Linked DNA regions of Homo sapiens: region 2 is linked to region 1. A link is a loop called in an ENCODE intact Hi-C map of the cell type or tissue named here. Cell type or tissue: left ventricle myocardium inferior. All regions are shown on one strand. Each heading gives the region's core, and the rest is flanking DNA. Links, peaks and the distances in the headings are about the cores only. Region 1 has its middle 9.4 kb from the start of POSTN. Region 2 has its middle 15 kb from the start of SUPT20H.

Evidence for each region. Hi-C counts contacts between places; a loop is a spot of excess contacts. Peaks named below come from ENCODE experiments on the same cell type or tissue, not always from the same donor. Only the 100,000 strongest peaks of a DNase experiment are listed, where the experiment ranks them.
Region 2: it touches region 1 in a loop (4-fold over the local background); 53 of 110 quality-filtered maps call a loop at or near these places.

Annotation. Positions count from the first base shown.
Region 1 is chr13:37,599,921-37,616,507 of GRCh38, forward strand. No RefSeq gene overlaps it. Among named protein-coding and RNA genes, the nearest start is that of POSTN, 9.4 kb to the left of the region's middle. In left ventricle myocardium inferior, for the core only: a CTCF peak has its summit at 3,075 (motif pointing left); no DNase peak of the experiment used is centred there.
Region 2 is chr13:37,066,393-37,082,979 of GRCh38, forward strand. No RefSeq gene overlaps it. Among named protein-coding and RNA genes, the nearest start is that of SUPT20H, 15 kb to the left of the region's middle. In left ventricle myocardium inferior, for the core only: a CTCF peak has its summit at 8,500 (motif pointing right); no DNase peak of the experiment used is centred there.

The DNA.
Region 1 (16,587 bases), core at 62-5,061:
CTGGTGAGGTAGAGAGATTTTGTCAGAATTCTCCTTGTTGTTCTATTGGGAAGGCTTTAGGGGAACTGGACTGAACTAGAGAGGATTCTGAGTATCCTGAGTTATGCTTAAACTCACTATGGGATATTAAAATATTCTACAACTTGCTGCTTAGTTTATTAAGAAAGCACACAGTGAAACCACAAATGCTGAAATATGATCGAGAGGCCATTTCAATATGAAAATCTTGGGATTAAGTTATAGAAAATGAAGGGGCAATTCAAAAGAAGAGCTGGAGAGGAGATAGCATAAAAGTTAAATTATATTCTGACCCTGGTCCTTTGTGGAAGGAAGAGTTTAGTCTATCATTTACATTTCTCTGAATGGAATCATTCTGACTTTATGAAGTCATCTTTTGCTTTATATTATAGCTTTCTATTACTCTTATGTTGTGCAAATGGCAGGTGGTCAGTAACTGCTTATTGATTAGGACGGATAAACTATCAATATTATTAAATTAGCTGTTAGGACATTCCTGGTTAAATGGATATATAAAAGTCTTCAACTCTAGACCAGTTAGACATTATAATATAGATTACACTGCTACTAATGCCACACTTTTCATCTTTAGACTGATGTAACTACTTACAGACCTTTTTGTAATGAAGCTGATATCTGCTCAAATCCAATAGGGTTTGACTGGAGGTGAAGGATGAGGTACTCAGAGAAAGAGATATAGACTTGTGTAATAAGTATCAAGGGTAAAAAAATATATATTTTTAAATACAGTCCGGAATGATAACTGATAGACCTGATTGTGAATACAAGGAGTGAAGGAAGAATCAAAATTTCCTGCCATGTTGCCTGCTTTCTTAATATTGCCTGGAACGAATTAAAATTTTATTGATTATTTTCAAGAACAATTTTAACCTAGTCGTTCTTTGCAACCAGTTTTATGCACTAGTATTAATGGCTTCCATTCATCGTGGCTCTTGCAGTTGTCTAAATTGACAAATAATTACATGAAATGAGTAGTGAAGATGGAAATGCAGTCATATTTCAAAAGATTACTTCTCCCTTCTGACAGGTGAGATTAATTTATGCTTTTTTGTGGAAAGCATGATATATGCTCATACAATTAAAAGAGAGGTCTTAAATCTTTCTTTTCACACTTCAAATAATAGAGACCATAAGTCTATCCATCCTGAGCATTATTTCTGGAACTTGTGTAAGTCCCATGAAAATCAACAAATAGCAGCCCTCAGTATTTAAAGTTAGGATTAGTAATGACATCACGAAAGATCTTGACAATGCAAGCCAGGTGTGCATACAAACTACCTGCAAATTTAGATGTTGGGGAATATCCCAAGAGAAGGAAAAAATTAGGGTAAACATAAAAAGATTATAGCACTGGAACTTAAAAAGCTAAGGCCAGGCCAGAAGTGTGATATTATATGCCTAATAGTGGGAGGAAGTCTCAGCAAGTTTTCGGTAGGATAAGGGAAGGAAACAGTTGTAAGAAAGATAATGGAAGAAAGAGTAGTCCAAGTTTTAGAGAAGATATTGAGAATCTTGCAAGGAACATAATTCTTCCCTTTCTGAGCACTCATCAAGGGTCAAATTTTCTCTCTCTCTTCCCTGCCCCCCACCGTCTCTCTTCACACAGGACCCTTATTCTTCTGCATCAGAAAAAGACAGTGACCCTGGGGTTGTCCATGTAATTTTCCTGGGAGATGGGAGGAAAATTGAAATGATGATAATTAAGTCTGACTTTCAGGGTTGCAAAATGTGACCCAGAAATATAAGTCATTCATGAAAACTAAATGGTTTACTATGTAACTGAAGAAAAATAATGTGACTGAAAGAGAGGATCATTTGTTTCTAGCTGTCGGGATGCTAATGTATTGTCAGTTTGCAAATTATCTAGTGGATCTTTGTAACAAGACTTGTAGCCTCTGGAGACTATGAACTCATTGTAATATCATGCTTACTGCCGCCAGCATGTAACTAACCTTAAACTTGCCCTATACTGTCTAAGATTGGACATAGACTGTGGATTCAACAAACCTGGATACTCAAGCCAAGTGCAGATTTTTTAAAAGTAAAAATTTCCTTGGTTTTGCATGATCCAGAGTAGCTATTTGTGCCAAATTATTTCTAAGCCCCTGCTTTTTAACATATAGGTTACAGGATCGTGAAAACATTTCTTGAGCATCACTTTGCTTTCTTTCTGGCCTATTTGCAATCTACATGTAGTTTGCAACTTACTTGTAAAACATAATAAGGTCTTGAAGTTAGTGCCCCACTTTCCTGGGGGTAGCACTTCCATGTCCAACTATCTTGTCTAGTGAGGTTCCCAGGCTTCCTGGACAGCTAGGTTAACAGCTCTATAAATTGAAGTTCTGGCAAAGACCCAGTGATCTTTGTTTCTTTTGAGCTAGGGAAAATGTTTTCTTAAAATGACTAGGTTAGGCTGAACTAAGCCTACAGGAGCAGGAATTCAAATTAAACAAAAGTTAGATTTCATGGTTTTTTTCCCTTTTTAAACTATGCATACAGCCCAAATAAAATTGAACATCAATGAACAACTTGAAGAGGCCAAAGAAGAAATATATAGGCTCAGATATTTGTGGCTGGACACATTGTATAGTCTACAAGAACTGTAGGCACTCTCACGCCATCCTTTTGACATAATACTTCAACGGATTTCCTCTGTATATTCCATAAATCTTCATCTTCTGGCCAACATTTCTAAAATAATGAAATCATATTCAGAGAAAGAGATGATTAACTGCAGTGCAAAGTAGACATGAGGTGATGTTTCTTTAATGTTAACTCATTTAGCAGCAAGACAAAAGGCTTTCTGAAATAAATGCGAGTAGTATGCCATCTTTCCGGTATAACTTTAAGCTCTCACATCATTTAAAAGCCTATCAAGTGTCAGGTCCACTCTCATATTAAATAGTCAATCCTTGTAACTATTTAATCCTAATTGAACTGGGTACTTTTGCAATTTTAAAACTGGGTGCTTATTAACAGTATCTTTATTAGCAGTATTTACTTGCATTTCTCTGGAGACATCTAGTGGAGAAAGTATAGTATACAATGTTTCTAGAAGCACAGATACCATATTTTGATTAAATTAATAATCAATATAAAACTTACATAAAAATCTTAGGCATTTTACCTGTGTTTCAAAATGCCAGTCAACTGAAGATTCATGATGCACTCTTACATAAAATATTCTACAGCCAATACATATTGGCCACAATAAGCGATGCCAAATCTGGATAAAAGTTGAAAAATCTAGTCCCGTTTTTTTGTGTATGTGGCCGAGACATAAATAGCTTCATTTTTTTTTAATCTGGGTTTCTGTGGTTTTTTTCTACACTGACATAAAAGAGTGACATGTGGTTAGAAATTATGACTGAATTTTTCTACTTCAAACAAATGATTGGAAATAATCACTTCTGCAGTCTGATTTCATTCTTTGGTTCCTTCTCACATTTATACACCCCTTACTTCTGACCCCCTGATACTGTTGACATGGCTTGCATCTTCTCTCTCATTTGGTTCTGGATGATTTTGTTTGAGATGTAATTAAGACCCTACTCATCATCTGTCTCCTGCCCACAAATAACTTTTAATATTCTTCCAGATTAGACTGTAAGATGAAGGGATGGATAATTGCTGCAATTAAAAGAACTCTGTAGCCATCTATCTTTCATAGTGCTAAAATTTCAACATCCCATCTGGAGCATTTGGTCTGCTGAAAGAATGGACTAAATTATGGTAACTCCATAATTTGTAATCAACCATTTATCACTTTCCTTGGATCCTTTCCCTCTGAAATAGAAATACTCTCAGGTCCCATGCTTAGACCTGCATTTCTCCACTGATATATCCTCTCTGCTGATTTGTCTATGTCCGACACTGTCCTCAAAATCCCTTTGTCTATTTCCAGTGTTTTTAGTACAGGGTCTATATATGCTTCCTCTCTACGTCTGAAAAGCTTTTCAGATTTCTTCCTAGGAAAAGTGCCAACCAAAGTTGAGTTATTCCTCATTTTTCAATCATAATCTTCCAGCTATTCTCAGACACATTGAATATATTTTGATCTAAAATAACTTTTGTTGCTTCACTTCACCAGATAATGATATTATGTGATGAATTTCCAATTGCAGAAATCGAATAGTTACAAAATTTCTTCTTCTTGTTATCCCCATATTTCTTCTTCTTGTTCTCTCCATATATCATGAGGGTTTCTGCTTTCCTCTCTAAGAGGCATGCATCTGATGAAGGTTTTTATTCACTTCTGTTGTCCTATATGCAAAACAATCTTGGGATACTCTGTTAGTGCTGTGGGGAAAAATGGAAAAGACCTGCTCTTCTTTTTATGCTAACAAATGTGCAACACTCTTTATATCTTTATTATTGTTCCCAAGGACACATACTTGTAGAGAAAGTGGAATTAGATAAGTTAAAGTGGAATTATATGAGTTACAGGATTTCAGGCCATGTGGGACCTGAACAGGGGTTTGGATGTCATAGCTTCTCAGTACATAATGAACAACAAAAAGAGTGATATCATTAGAGAAAGTTAAAGGGTAGAGGTTGGGGTGGCGGGTGGAAAAGAAACTATTTCATTGGACACAGAAACTAATTCTTTGTTTCTTTTTCAGAAAAAAAGGTCTGTGGTAATGATGGAAGCTTTGGGCTTTAAATGGAAAAAGAATCTTTGATTTTTCCAGTCTGCTTTTAGGTTTCATAGGAACACATGCACCCAGAAGTGCATTTTTACCTTTAGCAAATTATTTTCACTTTAAGTAAAACAAACACAAGTATGCAGGCGTTAGGTGAATAAAAACAAGAGCAGCATATTCATTATAATGGCTTAAATGCATACTAGCACTGTTTGAAATTCATATACAAAGTACAGTGTGCGAAGGAAATCATTTGCTTGGATGTGAGTTGATAGTTCCGCTAAAATGAGAAACTGACTTCATATCCAAACAGTATAAAACCATAGAGGTGGTGAATTAATAATTCTTCAGCAAGATAGATTATTTGGGGAACCTCAATTTAGAAACAGATTTGTCAATTTTTCAGTTGCATTTAAACATCTATCAAGATGTGTTTTCACCATGTGGCAGATAATCTTTTATAGTTTTTTTTTCCTCTACCCTTACAAGATTATTACACAGGGGATAATTGAGATGAATAAATCATTTGCCCAAGTTGACCCACATTTTACACATGTCAGCTTTGACAAAGCAGAAAGGAAGGTAGGGAAACTCAGTTAATTTCCCTGGATGTTCCAGTTATCTATTGCTACCTGATACATCACTCCAAACTTAGTGCCATAAAGTAGCAACCAACTTGATACGCTTCAAGTATCAGTTGATCAAAGATTCAGATAGTGCCGAATGGGAATAACTTGCAAGTTAGCCATACCATTCCACGATGTCTGTGGCTTAAGCTGGGAAGACTGGAATAGCTGGGGTGATTTCAATAACTGCCAGTGGTCAATTAGGACCCCTTGCAGTGCAAGATCCACTGCCAAGATGGCTTATTCAGTCACGTGTCCCCAGATTGACAAGGATGTTTGAAAGGCTGAGCTCTACTGGGATTCTCAGCCAGAGCACCTACATGTGGCTTCTTCAACACAGTGGCCTCAGAGGAGTTAGACATATGACAGCTCAGTGATCCAGCAAACAAAGCAGAATATGCATGGTCTTTTATGAGCTGATGTCAGAGTACCCACGGCCATCATCTTCTGCCACATATGCTAATGGTTGAAGCCACCAAAAATGAACGCAAAAAGGTGAAGAGAGCATATAGACTCTCACTTGATGACAGGAGACTCAAAATATTTGTGTCCCATACACCCTCCCAAGACTAAACCAGGAAGAAGTCGAATCCCTGAATAGACCAATCATAAGTTCTGAAATTGAGGCAGTAATTAATAGCCTAACAATCAAATAAAGCCCAGGACCAGGCGGATTCACAGCCTAATTCTACCAGAGGTACAAAGAAGAGCTGGTACCATTCCTTCTGAAACTATTCCAAGCAATAGAAAAAGAGGGCCTCCTCCCTAACCATTTTATGAGACCAGCATCATCCTGATACCAAAACTTGGCAGAAACGCAACAAAAAAAGAAAATTTCAGGAGTATCCCTGATGATCGATGTGAAAATCCTCAATAAAATACCGGCAAACCGAATCCAGCAGCACATTAAAAAGCTTATCCATTATGACCAAGTTGGCTTCACCCCTTGGGTGTAAGGCTGGTTCAAAATATGCAAATCAATAAATGTAATCCATCACATAAACAGAACCAATGACAAAAACCACATGATTATCTCAATAGATGCAGAAGAGGCCTTCGATAAAATTCAACACCTCTTCATTCTAAAAACACTCAATAAACTAGGTATTGATGGGACATATCTCAAAATAATGAGAGCTGTTTATGACAAACCCACAGCCAATATCATATTGAATGGGCAAAAGTTGGAAGCATTCCCTTTGAAAACAGGCACAAGACAAGGATACCCTCTCTCTTCACTCCTATTCAACATAGTATTGGAAGTTGTGGCCAGGACAATGAGGCAAGAGAAAGAAATAAAGGTATTCAAATAGGAAGAGAGGAAGTCAAATTATCTCTATTTGCAGGTGACATGACTGTATATTTAGAAAACCCCATCGTCTCAGCCCAAAAACTCCTCAAGCTGATAAGCAACTTCAGCAAAGTCTCAGGATACAAAATCAATGTGAAAAAATCACAAGCATTTCTATACACCAATAATAGACAAACAGAGAGCCAAATCATGAACAAACTCCCATTCACAATTGCTACAAACAGAATAAAATACCCAGGAATACAACTTACAAGGAATGTGAAGGACCTCTTCAAGGAGAACTACGAAACACTGCTCAAGGAAATAAGAGAGGACACAAACAAATTGAAAAACATTCCATGCTCATGGATAGGAAGAATCAATATTGTGAATATGGCCATACCGCCCAAAGTAATTTCTAGATTCAATGCTATCTCCATCAAGCTACCATTGACTTTCTTCACAGAATTAGAAAGAAACTACCTTAAATTTCATATGGAACCAAAAAAGAGCCTGTATAGCCAAGACAATCCTAAGCAAAAAAGAACAAAGCTGGAAGCATCACGCTACCTGACTTCAAACTATACTACAAGGCTACAGTAACCAAAACAGCATAGCAATTGTACCAAAACAGACATATAGACCAATGGAACAGAACAGAGACCTCAGAAATAACAGCACACATTTACATCCACCTGATCTTTGACAAACCTGACAAAAACAAGCAATGGGGAAAGGATTCCCTATTTAATAAATGGTGTTGGGAAAAACTGGCTAGCCATATGCAGAAAACAGAAACTGGAACCTTCCTTACACCTTATACAAAAATTAACTCAAGATGGATTAAAGACTTAAATGTAAGACCTAAAGTCATAAAAACCATGGAAGAAAACCTAGGCAATACCATTCAGGACATAGATATGGGCAAAGACCTCATGACTAAAGCACCAAAAGCAATGGCAACAAAAGCCAAAATTGACAAATGGGATCTAATTAAACTAAAGAGCTTCTGCACAGCAAAAGAAACTATCATCAGAGTGAACAGGCAACCTACAGAATGGGAAAAAAGTTTTGCCATCTATCCATCTGACAAAGGGCTAATATTTAGAACCTACAAGGAACTTAAACAAATTAACAAGAAAAAAACAAACAACCCCATCAAAAAGTGGGTGAAGGATATGAACAGACACTTTTCAAAAGAAGACATTTATGCGGCCAACAAACATATGAAAAAAAGCCCATCATCACTGCTCATTAGAGAAACGCAAATCAAAACCACAATGAGATACCATCTCAGGCCAGTTAGAATGGCGATTGTTAAAAAGTCAGGAAACAACAGGTGCTGGAGAGGATGTGGAGACATAGGAACGCTTTTACACTTTTGGTGGGAGTGTAAATTAGTTCAACCATTGTGGAAGACAGTGTGGAAATTCCTCAAAGATCTAGAACTAGAAATAGCATTTGACCCAGCCATCCCATTACTGGGTATATACTCAAAGGATTATAAATCATTCTACTATAAAGACACATGCACACATATGTTTATTGCAGCACTATTCACAATAGCAAAGACTTGGAACCAACCCAAATGCCCATCAATATTAGACTGAATAAAGGAAATGTGGCACATATGCACCATGGAATACTATGCAGCCATAAAAAGAAAAAGTTCGTGTCTTTTGCAGGGACATGGATGAAGCTGGACGCCATCATTCTCAGCAAACTTACACAGGAGCAGAAAACCAAACACCGCATGTTCTCATTCATAAGTGGAAGTTGAACAATAAGAACATATGGGCACAGGGAGGGGAACATCACACACTGGGCCCTGTCGGGGGTTGAGGGGCAAGGGGAGGGATAATATTAGGAGAAATACCTAATGTAGATGATGGGTTGATGGGTGCAGCAAACCACCACAGCACATGTATACCTATGTAACAAACCTGCATGTTCTGCGCGTGTGTCCCAGAACTTAAAGTGTAATAAGAAAAATAAAAAAAATTGTGTCCATTGGGAAATGGTGTTCAAACCCCAAGACTCCTGGTAGACCTAGAAATGCTTACAGAGTTCTCTAACCTGTGGTTAAACTAGATCATGTATGTGAAAGTACTGTGAAATATGCCAACTGCTATACATCAAATGGTTACCTTATTTATATTTTATTTTTAGAAAATCATCAGAAAATCACCCTGCTGATGGTGTTCCATCTTTCTGTATTCCTGGATTACATTTCCCTTTGGGATTTTGTGTTCAATTAAATACAGGGTAAAATATCTATCTACCAAGGCAGGACATTCTTTGAGCTCTTAGAGAAGAAAGGACTTTTAGTAATAAAGAAAATTTAGAAAATATTAGAAAATAATTTAGAAAAACTGGATGATTTTAGCATTTAGTAATATGAAGTATCACATTGCAGATTTAAATGTCTGACCTCTAGTGGTTGCAACTTCTTTTTGCAACTGTGAACTCAAAATATTGTGATTGATAATGTTTAAGTTAATTGTCAGTTAAACTATTTAAGAAAAGGGATAAGTAATATTTATAAACGCCACTTACCATTTGTGTGCTTTCCATTCCTTCTAGTAGATCCAGATTTCTTGGTATCATTTTGCTCAGCTTGAAGAATTTCCTTTTGCATTTCTTACAAAGAGAGTTTCTAGTGACACATTTTCTCAGCTTTTACTTATTTTTGTTTCATCTAATTTTTAGAAGAATATTTTCTATTCAAGAAAATTCTAGGTTGACTTTTTCTTGTTGGCAGTTATTATAAGTTTTTTTCTTTTATTTTCTGGATTGCAATGTTTCTGATAAAAGTTGACTCTCTTGTCATTTTCCTCTGAATACAATGTATCTTTATTCCTATGGATTTCTTTTCCATCTCTGGTTTGGGCAGTTTGTCTGTGGTGTGCTGAGATATGGATCTCTTCATATTTATCTTGATTGGGACTTGTGGAGATTCTTGGAACTATTACATAAACTGATGTCATGAAAATTACAAATACATTTCCCTGGCTTCAAACCTTGGGGCTTTTGTACTCTGTAATTTCTCAGAGAAAAATAATAGTGATACTACAATGGCATTTACAGGCTTTTCAAGGCCCTGACAGGGTGTGTACAGGTCAAGGAATTTACAGAGATGTGACTTTTTCTTGTGAAATGGGTATTCATGTAAAAGCGGCTGGAGATTGTTTTTTAAGTTTCAGGTGATTTAAAACCAGAGCCAGTTGTGAAAGCAATTTGAGGGACTAAACTAAGAGTCGACTTTCAATTTGAATATCAACCACACTCAAAAAGACATAGGGACCCAGTTTTCTTTGTTTTGATCTAAATCGCCATGGGGAAAAAAAAAAGGAAAAGAACTTCATTCCCTGGTCTTACAAAAACCAAAACTAGAGCACTCACTTTAAGTCTGAGGGCTGGGAAAATTAACCATGACACCAAGTATACTAATTTAATTTGTCCATGTCCATGCCCTGATGTGGAACTCAAAAAGGCCATTGACAATCAGAAAAATCAAACAGCCTAAACTAGAGAAAATTTGATATGAAAAGATGGAGTAAATAATTAATTACATAGGAATTATCACTAATAAATTCTGTTGTGTACATGTCAGTGGCTCTTCCAACATCTATAATAACTACTGATAAGTAAAAGAGTCAACCTAGAATTTTTCTTGAATAGAAAAGATTCTTCTAAAAATTAGATGAAGCAAAAATAAATAAAAACTGAGAGAATGCATCATTAGTGACTAACGGAAATTCTTCAGACTCAGCAAAATGACAACAGGAAATCTGGACTTACTAGTAAGAGTGGAAAGCACAGAAATGGTAAATAGTAGGTTTTTTTGTTTTTTATTTTGTTTGTTTTTTGTTTTTTGAGATGGAGTCTTGCTCTGTCGCCCAGGCTGGAGTGCAGTGGTGCAATCTTGGCTCACTGCAACCTCTGCCTCCTGTGTTCAAGCAATTCCCCTGCCTCAGCCTCCTGAGTAGCTGGGACTATAGGCACGCGTCACAACACCTGGCTAATTTTTTTGTATTTTAGTAGAGACGGGGTTTCACCATGTTGGCCAGGATGGTCTTGATCTCCTGACCTCGTGATCTGCCCGCCTCAGCCTCCTAAAGTGCTGGGATTATAGGCATGTGGCACCGTGCTCGGCCTCTCCTGTGATTTATTTTCAAAATCCTTCCATTTTAAATTCTGGAACAACTATTTATTTACTTATTTCATGGTAAAAAGTATTAGTTTTAAATAATCACCTTCTACTTTGAAAATAATTATGAACAGTTTTCCATACCTGAAACCTTGGTTCTCTCCTGAGAAAACCACGTCTCCATGTAGCCCTGACTTGTGGTTGTGGTTTACTGTCCAGATTCCATGTATCTGGAGAGCAAGAGGGGAGGATGGAAGCTGAATCTTTTTATACTTTCAGTATGCCTTTCCCAAAGTGCTGGGATTACAGGTGAGAGCCACCACACCCATCTAATAGTAGGTGTTTATAAAATACTGCTTATTCCTTTTCTTAAACAGTTTCAAAGACAAACCACCATTAATCACAATATTTAGAATTGATGACTATAAGTAAAAGTAAAATTACAGACATCACAAATGATGTAGGATTAATGGATGTTTACTATTGATTAAACTTAATAATTGTAGGGACTTTATACTTACATAGGGAAGAAAATGTTTTTTACCATCATCCAGCTAATTTGGACTCTAATGTATTGTTATAGGAATTGTCTACATCACTGGTTGTCAAATCTAACTGCACATTAGGATGGTCGGAAAGAGCTTTTAAAAATACAGATAGCCATGCAAGGCCATCAATCAAGAAAAAAATCAGTACTTCCCCAGGAAACAAAAACCAGACAGGACTTGGAACCATTGGTTTAGGTAATCATGACAAAAAGTGTATCAGTTGGAGTTTGTTGTTTCTTTTCACTTATTTCTATTCATTTCTCCAAACAAATGCTTTCAGCTACTGTTTTTTTTTTAGCACGTAAAAATCTCCGGAGGAGATAAAATATTTAGAACTCAAGATAAAGACTGTGTTTTTAAAGGTTAATTCAAAATGAAGCAATTAGATTAGATTATTCTTAGGATCTTTTTTTTTTTCAATTCAAGCAGTGTTTTCTAATTTCACACAACTGAAACGTATGAAAGTGAGATGGACAATGTTTGGAGTTAGCCTATGGAATGGTGTTCCTCCAAGTCATCAAATCTACAGCATAGAAAGGGTAAAAGCCTGGGTTGAAAAATTCCTACTGAGTAGATTCTCAGAGACCAGCAGAGACACTCTTCTTCATCCTTCTAACATCTTCCAACTACTTGATGATGGCTGAAATTCCACTCTATGGAAGACATTATTTTAAAGAATTTCATCTGTTAAGGTACACCTTTCCTGAAAAGTAGTAGTAACTCTTTAATCTGTCATCAGCTGTTTATTTTTTAAGGTTAAAATGAGTTTATGGTCCTCCTGTCTGAGATCAGATTCTGCTAGAAAAAGCTACGGAAAACCCTGAGCAAACTTGTTTTAAAGTTTGTACCATGGGGTCTTTCCCTTAGCAAAGATTATTTTATCCTTAATTCTCTTCTTTCATTTTTCTCTATGATCTTTCTATCTGATCATTCTTTCACAGATACTTATACATTCCCATTAACGTTTAAAGGGAAGTTTGGATCTTAGCAAAAGTAAAAAGACTTAAAAAAATTAACAATTAAAGACATGAGGCCAAGAGAGAGACAGTGCTGTATATTTTAAAGAGGCTGTTACTTTGGCAATCAGACGGCTTGGGCTGAACCCTGAACTTTCCAGTCATCAGCTGTGAGATCATTGGGAAATAGCTTGACTTCCCCTTGCCTCAATTTCCTTAGCTGAATAATCAGCTAACAATATCTGTCCGTTCAATTCCTCAGACATGTTTTAAGACTTATTTATGAAGGAGGAGAGAGGTTTTAAGTAAATGTCCAAATGGAATAAATCTCATATCTTGTCAAAGTTGACAGAACTGAGTATCACTATAGAAATTACAAAATTTGTATTGATTTATGTCAAGTTAGGCCTTTAAAAGTCACTAAGCAATACCCACTTTTCAGTCTTTATAGGAATAATGATTGACCTCAAGAAACTGTTGTACGATAACACCAAAAATAACAGTGCTAACACCCAGAGTTATTTTTTGTTGAAGATGGAGTGGGCTGTGTGCAAAACTGTGTTTTAAACTACAAAGCGGAGAGAGGAAGGAAATATAAAGTTATAGGATTAAGACACCTCTGTGGGGAGAAAACCATGTAGAGGTACCTGCTCAAACTATTCAGAAAATGAACTCTGGGGAGATAATGGAACTTCTCTAAATTAAAATGAAAAAGGACATATCTAAAATATTACTCAAATGTATAAGGATGATATACAATAACTTTCCATATATCAAACTCTTGGCCTCAAATGATCCACCTGCCTTGGCCTCCTATAGTGCTGGGATTACAGGTGTGAGCCATTATACCTGGCCTTAAATTGAACTTTCAAAATCCCTTTTTAGTATTTTCTCTAGAAAGGTGCAAGATCTTTTGTTGTTATTTTTGTTTTTTGATTGTTTATGTTTGGCTGCCAGAAGACACAGAAAGTTGCTACCGACAAAAGTAAAGAGCATCTTACAGAGTTTCAGTTCTGCTGATATGTCCTGAAAAAGCAACTATGGCTTTGTACCCTTATTACCATGTACAAATGCACTGTCCAAAAAGGAGTTTTGGATTCTTTTGCATAGTGACTTCAAGGGTAAACCTTTACATAACTTCATTATGAGGTTGCGCGAAATTATAGCTTAGGGTTTCTGCTTATAGTCTTTGCACATCTTATCTATATGCTACTGGGGCTTATAGAGAGAAAAGTAATCCTATGACTATGTCAAGATCAGTGTTGCTATTCCTGTTGGGGATCATGTTACCATAGTAATATATTCCCTGAGGCTTAGAAAAGACTTATTTTGCTTAAGTGCTATTTTTATTTTATTCAAAATGAAGTAGAGATAAAATCATAAAAAGGTTTTTCTGTTGCCCTTAGATTTAATGCCGATTTCAAGCAGAAGGATAAAGAGTAATCAATGCATATCTGTTTAGCAACTTTCTTTTATCTATGTGCTGGCTTCTCAGGCCAGCGTTATGATGTGAATGATGAGGAGAATGGAAATTAGTTTCTGTGTTTATTTTATTTTCCCTTTTGATTTGTGGTTTTTCTGCAAAGGAGGAGGATCAACTCCACTCCTCAAAATTTGGAATGAATTTCAAGACTGATGATGCCAGGCATATGTAAAGAAAGTCTAGAGATTTACTACTCTCTTAATAACGCCTTCTCTAGAGAGCAGGATGGGCTCCCAGGAAGGTTCAAATGTGGCTTGACAGATCAGGAGGAGAGGGACTGACTTAGGCTTTTATAGGAGTTAAAGTCCTTGGTCTAGGTGAGGGGTCTTGCACAAGAGTGTGGGTTTGCTTGGTTTGAGCTTCCCACCAGTGCTGAAAAAGGGAGTGTGTGTGGGCTTTCCTAATGGCTTGTCTAGATGTGAGGTGAGAGAGGAAAAGGAGTGGGGCTTGAAAGCTGTTAGAGGTCAGATATCGAAAATAGACCACTCACCATTTTTTAATAACACCTTTATTATCGAAGCAGATTGTAAAGACATGAGTGAAATTTTTGTATACAAATATACATACAAATATGTACAGGTGTGTTTATGTATACATGTGAATTCAGATATCAATAAAATAAAATGACAACTTTTACTCGCTAGAGGTCCCATGCATCATTGGAATGGTTACTATGGAGCTGTCCTGGGATACTCTTCTATAGCAATAGTGAAGACAGGTGAGGAATAACCTAATTTTGAGCAGCACGTCCTCCTTTCCTACTCTTTTTCCTGCCCCTCCTTCCTTTTTCTTAGTGGAATTTGTGGATGGGAGGTAATGATATTCTTTAGTTCATGGAATATTATCAGTATAGAAAAGTTAAGCCTCCTCACTTGTTCTATTTCATTATTATTTTCTTTTTTCTATAAAACTCACTGCACAAGGCGTTTCTCTTCTTCCTATAGAAACTCAGTTGATTGTAAATACATGTGTGTGGTAGAAAAAAATGTATTTTTCTGTGTGCATATTATGAGTTTACACAAATAATATTTTGCTATAGATAATGCATATTTTACTCAATATTACACATTAAAATTTATCCATGTAGCTATATGCAGATTGTTTAATATGTCAGACTGCTGCATAACATCCAAATATATGCTTTCGGAACATTGTAGATATCCGATCCCTTAGTGATAGATGGCTAGAAATCTGTTCTGTATCCTGTGCTCTTTCTATAATGTCCTGAACTACCATTATGTCCCCAATCCTCCACTTAAAAGTAAACGCATTTTTTTCTCCAAGGATCGTGTGTGTGTGTGTGTGTGTGTGCATGCACTACATTCTAGCATCCTTCAACCTCTCTCTTGCTTATGTGGCATCTGTAAGTTGAGTTTAGGTAAGAGAGCCACTAGCCCAGGTTTGTTTATTATAGTTTTTTGTATCTCAACGCACTGTGAAACACTTAATTTCATTTCATTAACTACATTTTATTGATAAGGCAACTAAACTCTTGGTGAAAGTAAGTTACAGCAAATCCTATGTGATGAATTGTGAAGTAAAACTAAACTCTTAGGACCTCTTACAGTGCATTACCTTAGTCAAAATAAGTCTTTAACAACTGAATTGTGACAAATTCAGCTCAATTTTTTATTACAGTCACTAGTGCTTAGTAGCACCCTGAAGAAGTTCTACGAAGAGACTGAATACTATAAATTATTATTACAAATTCACTTTCAAACTCTCTGAACTTGACTTGGCATGAATGCCGTGCCTATTATACCACTACATAGTCTATACACATGGTTTAAATACAGCTAAAAGGTGTTGCCCTACCACAGGATGACATCATGTTCTGAAGAATGCCAATTAAATCTCATGTAGTATGATAGGCCTATAGAGGATTCTCTAAAATATAGCATTTAATCAGTAGTAGATGCCATTCAGTAGCACAATTCCTCAAGGCTGGTGCTGTGATATAACTTGTGATGCTGGCTTAGGAATCCAGAAGTTTAGATTCCTGTGTTGCTTTTATCTCTAACTTGCGATGCAGCCTTTTAAATATAGTTTTACTTCACTGAACCTCATTTGAAATTAGACTGCTAGAATAGATTATTTTAAAGATGCCCTCCAACTTGAAATTCTATGTTTATAACACACTGTTAATTTAAATAAAATAACAACTCTCAAATATTCCTCTGAATAAGGAATGTAAAAAATTGTTTATATCTTCATTCATGATGGTACAAGATGAAAGTACCAATGGTTATTTTTGGATAAATATTTTTATAAATGATTATGCCTTTTAGATGTATACCAATTAAAATATTATGACTGCATAATAATATATTAAGTAAGATAATCAATTATGATGACAGCATTTTTAGAGATGATAAATTCTAAAATTTATCACTATTACTTCTCTCTGGGTTAAAGAAACAATTTCTGATGCAGGGAACAAGTTTTATGATAACAGAAAACAAACAGAAAGTTACTAGCTAAGCAGTTTCACAGAAGTCTCCATATGGGAGGAACAAACAAGATTGATATTGACTTAGCATCTATTAGGTGAGATTCATTGAACTAGTTGTAAGAGTGAAAGTGGCCTGTCTCCACTGAAGCTGCAGTGGAAGAAGAATCATCTAATCATTTATACATTTCTGAGATTCCTTTCAATAGGGGCATTCTCAAATGTAAACCCTGGGTTCTCATGAACAATCATGGACAGAAGAGGGCAGAACTGAAAAACTCAAAGCATGAAATATGTAGAAGAAAAATGGCAAAGAGTTTGTTTTTAATAGCATACAGTATGTGATCTTCTTCTATAACATTCAAGCATTTGTTATTGAAACAAAGAATTTGTGTCTCCGCA
Region 2 (16,587 bases), core at 6,195-11,194, 530 kb before region 1:
CACAGCCGTGACAACGGAAAGACAAAGCCTTCTCTCCCGCCTGACTCCCTCTCTCCAGCTGCTTTCCACACTTCCAATACCCAGATCATGTCATATGCCCCCTGTTACATTTTTTTGAGCCCCTAGTGTCCTTAAAATGAAGTCTGAATTCCTAATATGACATTTAGGCCCTCCATGGTCCAAGGCTATCCATGTTCCCAGACAGAGTCTTCCATGATAACTCCTTTACATCCTGCTGTCTTGCTGGCTGCATTGTCTATCTTGTTATAAACTTTTATTTCTCTATTTTTTTTTAACGAATGATTTTTCTTTATCTGGCATTTTCTTTTTTAATAAATTTGCCCATTGAATCTTATACCAGCCTGCTTGACTACATAAATGTTAATACCTCTGAGATACTTGCTGGAATTTCTTCCAGTTGGAATTAGTTTTTCTCATCTGTAATGGCCCCAAATGCTTTTTTTTTCTTTGAGATGGAGTTTTGCTCTTGTGGCCCACGCAGAAGTGTGATGGCACATTCTTGTTTCACTGCAACCTCCACCTCCTGGGTTCAAGCGATTCTCCTGCCTCAGCCTACCTAGTAGCTGGGATTACAGGCTCCTGCCATCAGGCCCGGCTAATTCTTTTGTATGTATGTATGTATGTATGTATGTATGTATGTATGTATGTATGTATGTATTTATTTATTTGAGACAGAGTCTCACTCTGTCACCCAGGCTGGAGTGCAGTGGCATGATTTTGGCTCACTGCAACCTCCAACTCCTGGGTTCAAGCAATTCTCTTGTCTCAGCCTCCCGAGTAGCTGGGATTACTAGTAGTGGGCGCTACCATGCCCGGCTAATTTTTGTACTTTTAGTAGAGATGGGGTTTCATCATGTTAGCCAGGCTGGTCTTGAACTCCTGACTTTAGGTGATCCGCCAGCCTTGGCCTCCCAAAGTGCTGGGATTACAGGCATGAGCCACCATGCCCGGCCTCCAAATGTTTTATTTTAACCAAGGTGGCCAAAATAAAGTCTCATTAATATTTCTCTTAGTTCTCCTAACTTTAGATAGGATTTCTTACCAACTCTAGGCCACTGACCTCCCTTTTCTTAGATCATTTACTATAAAAAAACTTTTAGGCTGTTTTTTTGCTCCTTTGATATATAACTTTTAAAAAATGCCTGTTACCAATTCTACAACCCTGGAATGTCTTTCTTAAGGAGGGCCATCTCCTTGAAATGTAATAATCAAGGAAGATAGAGCCCGTGTCTCCAGTTTCTGTAGGAGGGCAGTAACCAACTTGAGAGGGTGCTTAGCTCCAAGTTATAACAGTACCTCCTATCACGAAGATACAGTAAAGTTTGTGTTTTCTTTAGGTAAGGACAGTTAACACAGATGGCCTACTACCCCCTACTCCAGCTCTTAAAACCTCTCCTGCTAAACTTCTGTACATCAGTAGAGTGAAAAGGCAACCAACAGAATGAGACAAATATATTACAAATAACATATTTGATATATGTATAAATAAAGAATATGTAAAGAATGTCTACAGCTCAACAACAGAAAAACCAAATAACCCAATTTAAGAATGGGAAAATAATTTGAATAGACATTTCTCCAAAGAAGAGGTACAAATGGCCAATAAGCACATGAACAGGTGCTTAGCCTCACTCATCATTAGGGAAGTGAAAATCAAAACTACAATGAAATACCACTTCATATTCATTAGGATAATTATCAGAAGAACAGAAAATAACAAGTGTCGTCAAGAATGTGGAGAAATCTGGATATTTGTACCTTGCTAGTGAGAATATAAAATTGTGTAGCTGCTGTAGAAAACCGTGTGGTTGTTCTTCAGAAAGTTCAACACAGAATTACCATGTGATCCAGCAATTCTACTTCTAGGTATATACTCAAAGGAATTGAAAGCTGGGACTTGAACAGATATTTGCACACCAACATTTATAGTAGCTTTATTCACAATAGCCAAAAGGTGGAAACACTCCAAATGCCCACCGACAGATAAATGTATCAATAAAATGTGGTTAATACATGCAATGGAGTATTAGCCTGAAAAAGGAATGGAATTCTGATACATGCTACATTATGGATGAACCTTGAAAACAGGCTAAGTAAAATAAGCCAGAAACAAAAGCACAAATATTACATGATTCCACTTATATGAGGTATCTAGACTAGTCAAATTCATGAGACACAAAAAGATGAATGGTTTACTAGGGGATATGGGAAGGAGGAATTGGAAGTTATTATTTAATGGACATAGAGTTTCTATTTAGGGTGATGGAAAAGTTCTAGAAATGGATAGTGGTGATGTTTGTACAACACTGTGAATATACTCAGTACCACTAAATTGTACATTGAAAAATTGCTAAAATGGGAAATTTTATCTTATGTATATTTACCATAACACAAATATTAAAAAAAAAAAACCCAAACCCAATTATCTTCCCCTTTGTTTCAGTGGAGTTGAGTTCATGCTATATTCTGGTCTCTCTCACCTATTGCAATAGCCTTAAAGTAAGTCTTCCTTGACTATGTAACTTTGTCCAGGCCAATTTTTGCTTAGACAGTGTGCATTTCTGGCATTGCATTGAACATACTGTGAATTGTGTTCAGCTACTTGAGCACACATCTGCTTCTTTGTAAGCTTTTAAGCCTTTTGAGGTCAGGAAGCATTTTGTAGTCATATTTTTATCATCCAGGATGGATGACCAGGTGTCCTTACAAATTAGGACCCAAAAAATTCTGAAACAAAATTATTTCTATTTTATATACAGAGTTTGCTTGTATATAAGTGACATCTTGTGGCACCAAATGGAATAGTCAGTACTGTATTAATGTTTTCTTTGAACAAATAATGCTCTTTTTAGAGATCCAGATCCTACATATCTATTTTAAAGCTTGCCTAAAATAAGCATTGTTACAGTCAGAGGGCAACCAGTTAGTGGTATTTCTTAATTATGGTTTCGTCCACTTGGGTAGACCCTACCAGGGACAATTTGTGGCTGGATCAGGTCTGGTAACTTATTGATTGTGGCAGCGGGTGGTCCGGAGAGGCCACTGCCACCCCACCGGCTGCAGTGGGGAGGTGCGAGGGGTGGCAGCAGGAACGGCTGTGGGAGCAGCAGTGGCGGTGGTGGGTCCCCTGTGCCCCACGTCCCGGAAGCAACCTCCTGTGCTGCCCCCAAACTCATGCAGCCAGGTGGGACCCGACCCTAGGCCCGGAGCTTTCATCACTCGGGACTCTGGCCCCACACTGCTGCTCTCACCCACGCACTGCTGCTGTGGGGAGGGCGTGGGGAGGAGGCGGAGCTGGGCCCGGGGCTGTGCCACGCTTCACGCTTCACGGAACCAGCGGGAGCCAAGGACAAGCAGGAGCCGCCCCGCAGCCCCTTGGGGGCCGCCGCTATGAGGCCAGGCCAAGTCGCCCAGCCCAGAGGGGGAGTGATGGAGCCACGCGATTGGGCACAGAGGAGTGGGCAGAGAGGCACCCAGCAAGGACCTGGAGCCCCCGCCCCAGGCTGTGAGGAGGCATGGCCCGGGCTGCCTGCACATTCCACAGAGCAGGCAGGAGCCCCACCTTCCCAGGTGCAGGACCCAGGCCGTCTGTGGGATCTGTACCCTTGAGGTCAGGAAGGCCCCCCTGTCCCCACAGGCTCGGGGAAGCCTGCTCCTGCCTGGCCTCTCCCTGTTCCCTGCACTGCTTTGATCTTGGAGCTGGGTTGGGGCCAAGCTCAGGGCAGTGCTGACACGCCAGCCCCCTGCTGCCTAGACCCCCTCCGGACTTTGGGCACTGAGGAGTACAGGGGAAGCCGAGGGGTGGCTGAGAGCAGCTTGGTGCTGGCCTACAGGTGCCCCTTGACTCGAGCATTCTGGGCTCCATGGACAGCTGCAGGAGGCAGACAGGCTGTTAAGAGGGTAGAAGGGGGCAGGTCCCTGGTTAGGCCAGGGAAGGCCTGAAGGCTTGGGGCTGACTGCCCATCCAGTTGATAGGAGTGGGAGGTGGTGGCTTTTCTGGCCACCCGCCATGGCCTCTCATAGACCAATCAGCGGGCACTTCTGAGGCCATAAAAGCCCAGGACTCAGCCAGAGCTGAACAGATGACGGGATGACCAGCTGCAGAGAGGAGCTACCCTCTCTGCTGGTAGCTGGACCATGGGAGGAACAGCTGCAGAGAGGAGCCACTCTCCCTGCCAAGAGTGAACACTTGTTGGGACGACTTGCCTGCAGAGAGGAGCTACCAGCTCTCAGTTAGGAGCTGAACACTTGACGGGACATCCTGGCTGAGGAAAGGAGCTGCCCCTTGTGGGAGACTGAGCTGTTCTATCGCTCAATAAAGCTCTTCATCATCTTGCTCACCCTTCACTTGCATGCGTACCTCATTCTTCCTGGTCACAAGACAAGAACTTGGGACCCACTAAATGGCAAGGCTAAGAGAACTGTAATACAAACAGGGCTGAAACATGCCCCTTGCTCCCCACGTTACAGGCAGAGAGAAGGAGAGCTGTGGCCCTTTGGGGAGTCTAGACCTGGGAGCTCCCTGAGCCAGGGCTGTGACTCCTTCTTTGAGGCCCTGTGGTTCCTGGCATCTCCAAGCTTCCAGGCACCACTGCTTTCCCTGGTGCCAGCCAGGGAAGCTCCTTGTGGTGCGCCCTGTCCAGCTGCAGCCTCACTGAGAGCCGGCGCCTATGCTGGCATCTGGAGCTGCCCGCCCCATGGCAGCAGCTGCATGTCTGACTGCGCAGTGGCCAGACCCCGTGCTCACACACACAACTCTTGCTGCTCCATGCTTGACTCACTGTCTCCCTTGGAGGTGTGGGATCCAGGCCAGTAGCATGAGCTGAGTACAGCCTGCTAGGCCAAGTGGGCAGAACGAGCCCAGTGGGCTGAGCAAAACTTGGGCAAGGCCTCCACCAGCCACAGGTTTCCAGCCAGGAGAAGGACACCTCAAAGATCCCATAACATTACCAAACTTGAAAGAGATTTCCCTAATCAAAATTATTAATTTATTGATAATTAGCAGAAAGATAATAGCTGAATCCAAGGAAAAGAAGAAGGTGGGTAGGCTATAAAGGCAAGAGAGCCCTTATATAATAAAGGCAACAGAACTTACAAAGATGCCTGATAAATGTCAGGTGCATTGCTAATTCCCTTGTTTCGACAAGGGAAGATTTGGGGCTTGAAAAAATACCTGGAGTTGCTGGTGTTTTAGTGAATATTCAATTTATTAAAATTATGAGTTTATAAATTTAGATTTCTTAAGACTTTAATCTCAAAATGCTAATTTTATTATAAATTCAGAAACTTATTTCAATTAAAAAGTCTCTTTTTCTTAACACCTCAGGGGATTCTTAAGTGCCCTGGAGTGTGAGAATCATTGTTCTGTAATGTATAATAATTTTCAGCCTTTTTTTTTTAAATAAGTAAGGTTTCTAAATTCCAATTAATGAATCTCTATTGACTTGTTTTCTCAGTGAGGCTGTCAAAGGGAAGCTTGATAGCTTTGGCATGAAATTCCATAGCATGTGTGGTTCTCATTGACATATGCTAAACCTGTTTCCTCCAGCCAGCAGTGGTTTCAGGGGAGTGTGTCTGACTTTTTCCTGAGGGTGACCCTGATAAAGAAAGAGAGAAAAAGAAAAGAATAATAAAGCAGGCATTGAAAGCAGAGAAACGTAGTGGTCCCCACTGTAGAATTTGATTCATTTCTTGCCCCTTTCTTCCTTTATCCAGGCAAACTTATTGAACAGGCATTCGTATAACTGGGCCACTGCCTGCAGAACATCGCCAGGATTTGCTCTGATTCACGTTTGCATCTATTAAAACATAACCTTTGGCACATTAAAAACTAAGAGTTTATTTGAGCAGACTGTGACCATGAAACAGGCAGGGAATGGCTAGGGGCTCACACAGAAATAGAGGCTCCTGGAAGAGGTTGAAGGAAAAACTTTTATAAGGTGAATGTGAAAGCAAAGAAATTATTTGTCTGGTTAAAGTTTGAGCAATTGCCTTATTTGGACTATTTCAGTGAAAGATTCAAGACAATATAAATAATGCCCAATTGGCCATTTGTGATTTGCTGAGATAAAGTTTAAAATTCCGTTAGGTTTCAGTTTGCTTATGTAGGAATCCAGGGTGTCAGAGCCACTTCAGTCTAATGGCCTCCCATTTAGTTATTTTAACACATCTCTAATGCCTACTCCAATCTTGGTGCTCAATATTCATTCATTAATAACTATTTCCTGAGAGCCTCTAATATACTAGGTATGCTTCTAACTGCTGGGAACATTAGCAGTGTCCAAAGGGATAAACATGTAGGCCCTCAGAGAGATACTTCCTAGAGGGAGAAATGAATAAATGAGAACACATAGTACATTATGTGTCTGTGTCCTTCAGGAAAAGGCCGCCAGCCACACACCTGTGGTTGAATAACTAGGGTTTGTTATTTTTTGCAGAGAGGGACAACAGTCACCATAGGGACTCATAGGGGGCTCAGAAAAAGAATGTAATCTATTATAGGATTTGGGCTTTAGCTGGCAACTTGGGGCAGGTTCTCAAAGAGTAGAGCTTTGCTCTGGATTTAAAGTTGTCAGGAAGTAGGGGAAATTCTGATTTGGTATCTTAATAAATCTTATGTGTAGAGAGGACAGACTAGATTGAGGCTAAAGTTGTACTTGGTAAAGAAGCAGCAGTCATTAATTTTAGCCAAAAGAAAAGAGGTGTTTGGTAATTTGTGGGTTGCACAGTGGCCTTGTTTTTATCTCACTTTATCAAAATCTGAGAGTGTCCTTGTCTGTTGTTGATGGTCTATGAAATTGTTTATGTACAGCAGGAGAATGGGGCCAAGCTGTGAGCATCAGGCCAATTGCCTGATGGCAGGGGCTTTCTCTTTATCAGATGATAATAAGTGCCATGAAGAAGAAAAAGAAAGCAGGGAAAGGCATATAGGGAGTGCTGGATGGAGAGAGGCAGGAATGATGTCGACTTAAAAACAGTTAGTGAAGGCTAATTAACCTGTAAGCAAAAAAAATCTGAAGGAGGTGAGAGAGGGGTCAACAAGTGAAACGATGGGGAGAGCAGCAGGAGAGATGGGAGAAACCACATTCAGAAACAGTGAGGAGACCAGTGGGTTCAACAGTGAGTTAACAAAGGTGAAATAAATACTTCTAAGGACTTCACGAACAGCTGCCGATGCCCAGATGTCTGGTTGCCCAAGGTGTTATCTGAGACTGAAGAAACAGACTTTCCCCCTTCATTCCCTGAAACTCCCACTCCCTTACCCTTTGGCTGCATAAAAACTCCCTGCTTCTGCTTCTTCCTTTTTTTTTGAGATAGAGTTTCACTCTTTTGCCTAGGCTGGAGTGAAGTGCTCTGGGCTCACTGCAACCTCTGCCCCCCAGGTTCAAGCGATTCTCCTGCCTCAGCCTCCTGAGTAGCTGGGATTACAGCTGCCCGCCACCACACCTGGCTAATTTTTGTATTTTTAGTAGAGATGGGGTTTTGCCATGTTGGCCAGGCTGGTCTCGAACTCCTGACCTCAAGTGATCCACCTGCCTTGGCATCCCAACATGCTGGGATTACAGGCGTGAGCCACTGCGCCCAGCCCCCGCTTCTTTTGTTAAGATGGATTTGAAAAATCTTGCTCTCCTGCCTTCTTGCTTTGGCCATATCAAATCTTCCTCTATCTCTGAGCACCTGTGTGTCAGTATTTGGCGTCAACTGCACGTCGGGTACACGAGCCTGAATTTGGGGTTTTATGACACTCTGATGATGTCCTATCTCATTAAAAGTCCTATCATCCCCTAATTATCCCACACCCCCACTGCCTTTCTGAGCTCATTTCCTCTGTGTCCCTCATTCACTCCACACTGGCCTCTTTTCCTGTTCCTAAAAACAGGGCCTTTGCATCTGTAATTTTTAAAATTCCAGTCATAAATAGTTCACTATATATATCTAAGAGATAATTTTAAGAAGCAATCATATTATATCATACCTTAAAAGTGAACTATAGTTCTGTCGTATCATATAATATCCAGTCAGTTTGCATTTCCCTATTTTTCACGATTTAAAAAAACTGTTCAAATCAGCATCAAAACAAGGTCCACAGATAGCATTAGCTTAATATGATACTTTTAATCTATAAGTATCTTAGGACACTTTAAATCTATAACAATAAAACTTTTAATTGTTTTCATCTATAATAATTTTCTCTTCTAGCACATTTCTTATGTTCTTTTGTGCAGTAGAACTTTCCACATTCTAGATTAGTGGTGTCTAACATGTTTACCTGCCTTTTTATTTCCTCTAAACTGCTTGTTGGACCTAGACACTAGATAAGATTCTGGACTGATTTTTGTTTTTTGCAGAAATATTTCATAGGTGGAACTGGATTTTGCCTATTGCATTATATTAGGAAGGTTATAATGTTGGGCTCTTTTCTTTTTTTGTGCCATTACGATTGTTCAGTAGGTTGAGGTATTTAATTAATTCAGTTTAGCCACTAGAGGTCAGGGCTTGATTTAAAAATAAATACTGTACTAAACTTGATGAAAGATCTAGACAACTTTTGATCTGTAAAGGAGTAGAAAATTCTTTATTATTAATGAGATGTCATTACTAGGAATTTCTGCCTAAAACTTTTTTGGTTCTTAAATATACAAATGTTCATTGCTTTAAAGGTCAAATACAGTTTTTCCAAAATAGTTTTTCCATCGTTAGCCATTATCAATACTCTAAATTTCTGTTTCCTAGATTTAAATACTACTGTATCCCAGGCATTTAAGTCAGTTTATAAGCTGCTTTAACTATATACAATACCCTAGTTAAAATGGTAAAATAGGAAAGCTAGGACAGTGAGAAAAATACTGGTTAAACCAAACATGGAAAAAAGGACTGAGCAGCCAAGGAGAGGAGGAAGTCAGGTGAATTCACAAAACTGTAGTTGCAGCAGGAGGCAAGCAATGCTTCTTATCTGGGACTGTCTTCAGGCCCATCTCCCACAGCTGTATCCAGAGCTTTGTGTGAAACATACCTCGGTCTTGGCTGATCAGCGCTGTGAGTCCAAAGGTGTTCTTCAATTTAACCATATTGAGAAGTTTGAGTAGGGATGATAGTCAAGGTAGATGTGTGTTTTTCTTGTTTTGCAGAAGTGGGACAAATTTAACTTAGTGATGTAACTCTTATGGTAAATTACTGGCCAAAAACCTAATGCTAAAACTATAGATGAGTACAATTATAGTGACAATACACACATTTTTAGAATCTTATCTTTTCTTCAGTTATAATCTTAGAAGTGTAGAAAAACCTGAACTAAACTCAGATAATCGGTGGTTTAGATTCTGACCCTGTCTTACTGAGGCATCTTGTAACATGACCACTTTGAGCTTCTGTTTAGATGCATGTAAAATGGGACCAACAAAACCTAGAGCTTCCAGGGAGGTTGCAAGGATTGGGTTTTCTCCTTATCTCATCGGCTGCTTCTATTTAGTCTCCCTTGCTGGGTCCTGTGCATAGTCCCAACCTCATTTTGCTTTTATTGCTGAATAATATTCCATTGTACAGATATATCGTATTTTATATACTCATCAGTGGACAGACTTTGGTTTGTTTTCATTTTTTTGGTTATTTTAATTAATGCTTTTATGAACATTTATGTACAAGTTTTTGTGTGCACAGGTTTTCACTTGTCTTGGGTATATACCTGGGAGTGAGATTGCTAGATCACATGATAACCCTATGTTTAGCCTTTGGAAGAAATGGCAGGCCGTTTTCCAAAGAGGCTGCACCATTTTATATTCCCACTAGCAATGAATGAAGTGGTTTCAATTCCTTCATATCCTGCCAATATTTGTTGTTATGTATCTTTTTGTATTATAGCCATCCTAGTAGTTGTGAAGTGCTATCTCATTGTGGTTTTGGTTCACATTTCCTTGACAGCTAATGATGTTGAGCATCTTTTCATGTGCTTATTGGCCACTTGTATATCTTTGCAGAATTATCTATTCAGATCTATTGCCCATTTTAAAACTGGATAATTTGTCTTTCTAGTGTTGAGTTGTAAGAGTTTTCTCTTCTGGATACCATCCCTTATCAGATATGTGATTTGTAAATATTTTCACTCATTTTGAGGGTTGCGTTTTTATTTTCTTAATAGTCATTTGAAACATAAAAATGTTTAATTTTGATGATGTTGAGTTCATTTATTTTTTTCTTTTGTTACTTGTACTTTCAGTGTCATACCTAAGAAACTGTTGCCTAATACAAGGTCATGAAGATGTACATTTAATTTTTTTCTAAGAGTTTTAAAGCTGGCACCTCCAGCTTTTGTCTTGGAAAGTACTGATAAGATCTTCAGATTTAGGTGAACTATCACATGACTCCCACAACCTCTTGGTGTGCAGATAAATGTTTAACAACCAATTTTCTGAAAAAAAGTGTATGTGTGTCTGGGTGTACATAAGTTATTACAGATTTTACTGCTTAAAAGGAAGTGTAGCATGCAATTTACAAATAATAATAAAATGTACTCTGAATTGCAAGTATCATATGTCACTTATCGCAAATGCTTTCATTGATTTTTGCTAAATTCTTGTATCCATAGCCAACCTATAGTTGCCATTCAACCATGACTTGACAAATTGAGTTACATCCCAATCCAATTAGTCTTTCTCCCAACAAACTTATTGTCACTAAATTCAATATATGATCTACTGTTAAATGATTTCTCACCCTATATAAATTATATTTATTAAATTGAAATATTTTTCAATTTCTGATTTATAGTGTTTGCCAATTTCCATGGTATAAATACTCTCATCGTGATTGATTTCAAGCTATTAGCATGACATTGCTGAACACAGAACTGGGAAGAAATGCACAGTGGCACCCCAGTATATAGTATTTGCACCATAAAGATACAATAGAAATAAATAACCTCAAAAGCAAAGATAATAGAAAATGTAATAAAGTAATATAGCAATAAAGTAAGAAAAATGTAAGAAATTATGTAACACAGTAAACCCTTGGTATCCATGGTATCCCTTGGTGTTTGTGGGGGATTGGTTTCAGGAACGTGATGGTGTCAAAATCTGTAGATGCTCAAGTCCCTTATATAAAATAGCATGGTATTTGCATGTAACCTACACACATCCTGTTGTGTACTTTAAATCATCTCTAGAGTACTTATAATACCTAGTATAATGTAAATGTTATGTAAATAGTTATACTATATTATTTTTATTTATATTATTTCCTATTGTTGTATTGATATTTTTAATGATTTTTTCTTTCTAATATTTTGAATCTTTGGTTGGTTGAGTCCATGGATGCAGAACTCACAGACAGAGAGAGCTTACCACATTTAGGTAGTGATGTTATTTATTTTTTGAGACGGAGTCTCACTCTGTCACCCAGTCTGGAGAGCAGTGGCGTGATCTCGGTTCACTGCAACCTCCACCTCCTGGGTTCGAGCGATTCTCCTGCCTCAGTCTCCCAAGTAGCTGGGATTACAGGCATGCACCAACACGACTAACTTTTTAAAATTTTAGTAGAGACAGGGTTTTACGATGTTGGCCAGGCTTGTCTCGAACTCCTGGCCTCAAGTTATCTGCCCGCCTCGGCCTCCCAAGGCTCTGGGATTACAGGCATGAGCCATGGTGCCCGGCCAGTGATGAGTTTTAAATATTTGTTGCCTTTATTTTAACATAATTTAATGAATTATAAGTTTGTATAATTTAATTTTTGATAATGGCTATGTTTAACAACTGCATTGTAAAATTTTTGAAAATTTATTTATTTATTTATTTATTTATTTTTGAGAGAGAGTCTCACTCTGTCGCCTAGGCTGGAGTGCAATGTCATGATCTCGGCTCACTGCAACCTCTGCCTCCTAGGTTCAGGTAATTCTCCTGCCTTAGCCTCCCAAGTAGCTGGGATTATAGATGCCCGCCACGACGGCCAGCCAATTTTTGTATTTTAGTAGAGACGGGGTTTCACTGTGTTGGCCGGGCTGGTCTCGAACTCCTGACCTCAAGTAATCTGCCCCCTTCAGCCTCCCAAAGTGCTGGGATTAAAGGTGTGAGCCACCGTGCCAGGCCTGAAAATTTATTAATAGCAGCAAGCTCTCAAAAGCCTATAAAAGCCAATTCCAGCACACCACTAATTCGCCGCCTCCTCCTGCCCTAAATATACCATGCCCATCTTGATAACAAATGATGTAGAAAAGATTTTTGCATTTGATGTTACCTGTTTTGGTGTTGTATCATCTGTGTTTTGGGGCCTTTGTGTGGATACCTCTGCTTCTGGGTCTATCTCAGCCTCTAAGAATCTTAAAGAGGGTAGAGAAAATATAAGCCTTACCAGTAATTTCTGTTTCCACCTTCAGTATTTATTGGCTATCCATAGGCTATGGCAGTGTTCTCATACTTTATCACTACTACAAAGCATCAGAGATTTCACTAAAATGCAGATTCTTAGGGCTCATATTTCAAAACTCTCATTGTATAGACATAGATTGGGGGAAGAAATTTGTAAGAAGCCCAGAAATTTATAAGATGCCGACACAGGTGGTTTTTATGCTTTGAGAAAGCAGCATCAGATTAAGAGATTCTAATGTTCAATAAGTAGAAAAAAATCAATTACAGAGTTTATAAATTAATTGGATAACTAATTCCATTCAATCCATGAATTTATTCACTTATTGAATATGATAAAAACCATATTACATTTTAAAAAGTATGGCTCTTGGAGTCATGGAGTCACATTCAATTTAATTCAAATCCCTGCTTGTAAATATCAAATGATATTTATGTTTTTATCTTCTATCTGTCTATCTATCTACCTATCCGTCCATCTATCCATCTATCTGTGTTGAATGAATAAAATTAAAATAAAACATGGCCCATGTTTTCAAGAAGCTTCCAGTCTAGTGAGGAAGTAGAAAACAAATTAATGGTCCCAGTTCAGTATGATTATATTGTGTGTAGAAGCTATGTCAGCAGTGTAGAGAGAATCTAAATCAGACAGAGAGGTAGGGAGGGTAAGGGAGAACTCAGAGAGGCGATACTTAACTTTGATTCTTAAGGCCATATGGTGTTAACTGTAGGAAAAATGATTGAAGGTTATTTTAATGAGAAGAAATTAAATATATGCGAGTGGGAGGCTTGAAGATGCAGTGTAGTTGGCCCTCCGTATCTGTGGGTTCCACATGTGCGAATTCAATCAACCATGGATTGAAAATATTTGGAAAAAAACTCACCCCAAATAACAATAAAACAATAAAAATAATACAAATAAAATAATATGTACAGTATAACAACTATTTACAAGGCATTTACATTGTATTAGGTATTATCAGTACTCTAGTGATGGATTAAAGCATTTGAGAGGATGTACAAGGGTTATATGCGAATACTATGCTATTTTATACAAGGGACTTGAGCATCCATGGATTTTGGTATCCTTGGGGTTCCTGGAACCAATGGACACCAAGGGACGACCAAACTCTAAAAAGCTTAGCAGACATGCCTGAGGGGTAAGGCAGTTCTGCTAAATATTCAGACAAATAAAAACAAAATCAAACAAACACATATTTGGTTAAACCTGTATCCAAGTACAATGGAAGCCATTCTGATTCATATTTTTTTCTTCTTTTTTTTAGATGGAGTCTCACTCTGTCACCCAGGCTACAGTGCAGTGGTGCGATCTCGGCTCACTTCAACCTCCGCCTGCTGGGTTCAAGTGATTCTCCTGCCTTAGCCTCCCGAGTAGCTGGGATTACAGGCATGTACCACCATGCCTGGCTAATTTTTGTATTTTTAGTAGAGACGGGGTTTCACCATGTTAGTCAGGCTTTTCTCGAACTCCTGACCTCAAGTGATCCGCCTGCCTCAGCCTCCCAAAGTGCTGGGATTACAGGAGTGAGCCAATGCACCTGGCCTATATTTTCTTAACTAAATTCGCCATTCAAGTGTTTCTGGCAGGTGAACTAGGTCCCTCTTCTTCCGCAACCAAAAAAGGTATGATAGAAATGATCTATCTTACTTTCAAATTAATTTTTAAATTTAAAATTTGAATATCCTTAGTAGGTAGCAAGTTCTTTGAGGTCACTGATATATTTTATTTCTTTTCATATTATCAGTCCAGCTCAGTGACATGCCTTGTTCAAATGCTCACAAAGGAAAATGTTAGTGATTCTGAATAGAGAGATTTAGAGATTTCTTACAGTATGCAAGTACATGGTTCACAAGAAGAGTGCTTCGAGAAGAAAATTATCTGAACTTTTAAAATTATGATCTGAGTTAGGATACACCAGAGTTAATAAAGAAATATGGAATAAGAACTGACAGAAACTGGAAATGCTGACCTCCTCATAGTAGGAAACGAAAAGACAATAAATTGATACTTTGAGATAAAGTAGATTCATTTTAGCTTATGGTAAACAATATTTCCTTTACATTTTTTGAAGTAGGGAGTAAATACCATGCTACATGAGCAGATTTCTAGGTCCCTAGAGCAACAATCTATGAACATTTACAATGGGGTAGGAAAAAAATGCAGAACTTCCAACCATATGACTTGGATTTGAATTTCATCTTCAGTATTTGCCAGCTGTTTGGCCTTGCTTATTTTCAGTCTGTCTTTTGTCACTTGTGAAAGAGAAATTGTCATCGTCATTGTCGTCATCATCACCATCAGTTTCCTCACAGGGTGATTAGAAAGAGCAAATAAGATAATGTATGGGATGGTACTTTGTAAATAGTGAAATTCTCAGGAAATATGTTGTTGTTGTTGGTTGTTGGTTCTGTAAGGAATCCATCGTTCTGAGATCTTCTCTTCTCTGACTTAAATTCACATTCTATTCCCACAGGTGAGTTTCAGCCAGGGCAAGATCTAAGATGGTTCTCCCAGATCAGGACCTGGGAAACAGGTGTGACTGACTAATCCTAGGCAGTAATTCAGGAGGCCAGGATAGGACCAAAGCTACCCAAGTGTATCTAACTCTTGGGAAAATAATGAAATGAGCCTGAGGCAGGAGGTGTGGAGACAGTACAGGAGTTGTAAAGGCTGGGAAGAAAATAACATTTCTGGAGCTGATTTCTACTGCTATAAAGGACCAGGGAGGGCACAAAGCTGCCCCAAGTTTCCTTTAAATATCATGGTTTCTGGAGCTGGAGTGATACAGGTTGCTAGATGTCCTAACTTAGGAAAGCAGCTCTGCTCCCAATATCTTCTTTGCTATATCTTGATAATGGGCAGATGGCCCAATAGTAAGTAATTTTTTGGTTGAAAAAACAATTTTGTTTTAAAATAAAAACAGCTTCTGGAATATTTAAGGTTGGGAGATACCAAATCAATGACACTTCAGTGTGTGCTCATTTGATAAGGTTTTTTTTTTTTCCCATTCTGCCATATTCTTAGTTACCAGAAAGCAAAAGTCGATAGATATTTTATCTTTCAGGTAACTTTTTCACAGAAAAACTCAAAATTTTAGAGATAGTTCATATTGTTAGTGGCTATATGAAATTTACAAAACAATGGAGTTTTAAATTTTAATATTTGCATAATTAGTTTAAAGTAGTATTAAATATCATGTCTATTAATTTTATTTTTTATAATTTATTCACCCGACAACTACTTAGACGCACTATTTTGAACCAGCAATTATGTTGTAGCCCAAGGATGAAAAGTGGGGCTTCTGTCTTGATGGATCAACTATGATATAATTCCACATTTGATAGAATGGGTCTCTCTATAAAGGGTAATGTGAACAAAGGAGAAGACATTTACCTTGGAAAGTATGAGAAGGTCGTCTCTCTGAGCACATGAAAATCAGAAACGTGCCTTAGGAAAGATGGGGACTCATGGGTCTTTCATGGGTCATGCATTAAAAATATATACAAAGTCTGTTAAGAAGAAGGTTAGGGGAGATTAGCTGCTAGATAACAAGATTATCTTAAAATTGAAAGAGATTTGAGCATGTTTGTATTCTGCCAGGAGCAAAAGAGATTCCATATACCAGAAAAGAAAATCTTTGCTATCATTTAATAGGGTCCCTGAGTATGTTAGAGGGAAGGGATTAAAAAGAGTAAACCAAAGTGGGAAGTAAAATAGCCTGCAAGGAGTCCTTGCAGTGACTGATGGATAAACACCCTGGCGTGTTTGTATTTGAAATGGGGAATATATTGAGCACCTGGAATTTAGTTAATCCTGTTTCCCAAAGCAGTAACGATCGCCTTATTAGCACAGAAACCAAGAAAGCCAAACAAAGACAGACTGCCAACACTGAGCCTGAATCGAGTCTTCTTTTGCATCAGAGACACAGAGCTAAAGTTGTCTGTATTGGAATTTAAGCAACATATCTTTCCCCTTTAATCGTCTCATACATAGAGACTGTTAATATGAATATGATACACCTAAATTGGAAGTTATAAAATACTGTATGATGAATTTTGTAACAAGAGAGGAGTTAATGTGGCGAATAAAAAGAACTTCGTGGCTCATGCCTGTAATCTCTGCACTTTGAGAGGCCGAGGAAGGGGGCATCACCTGAGGTCAGGAGTTCGAGACCAGCCTGGTCTACGTGGT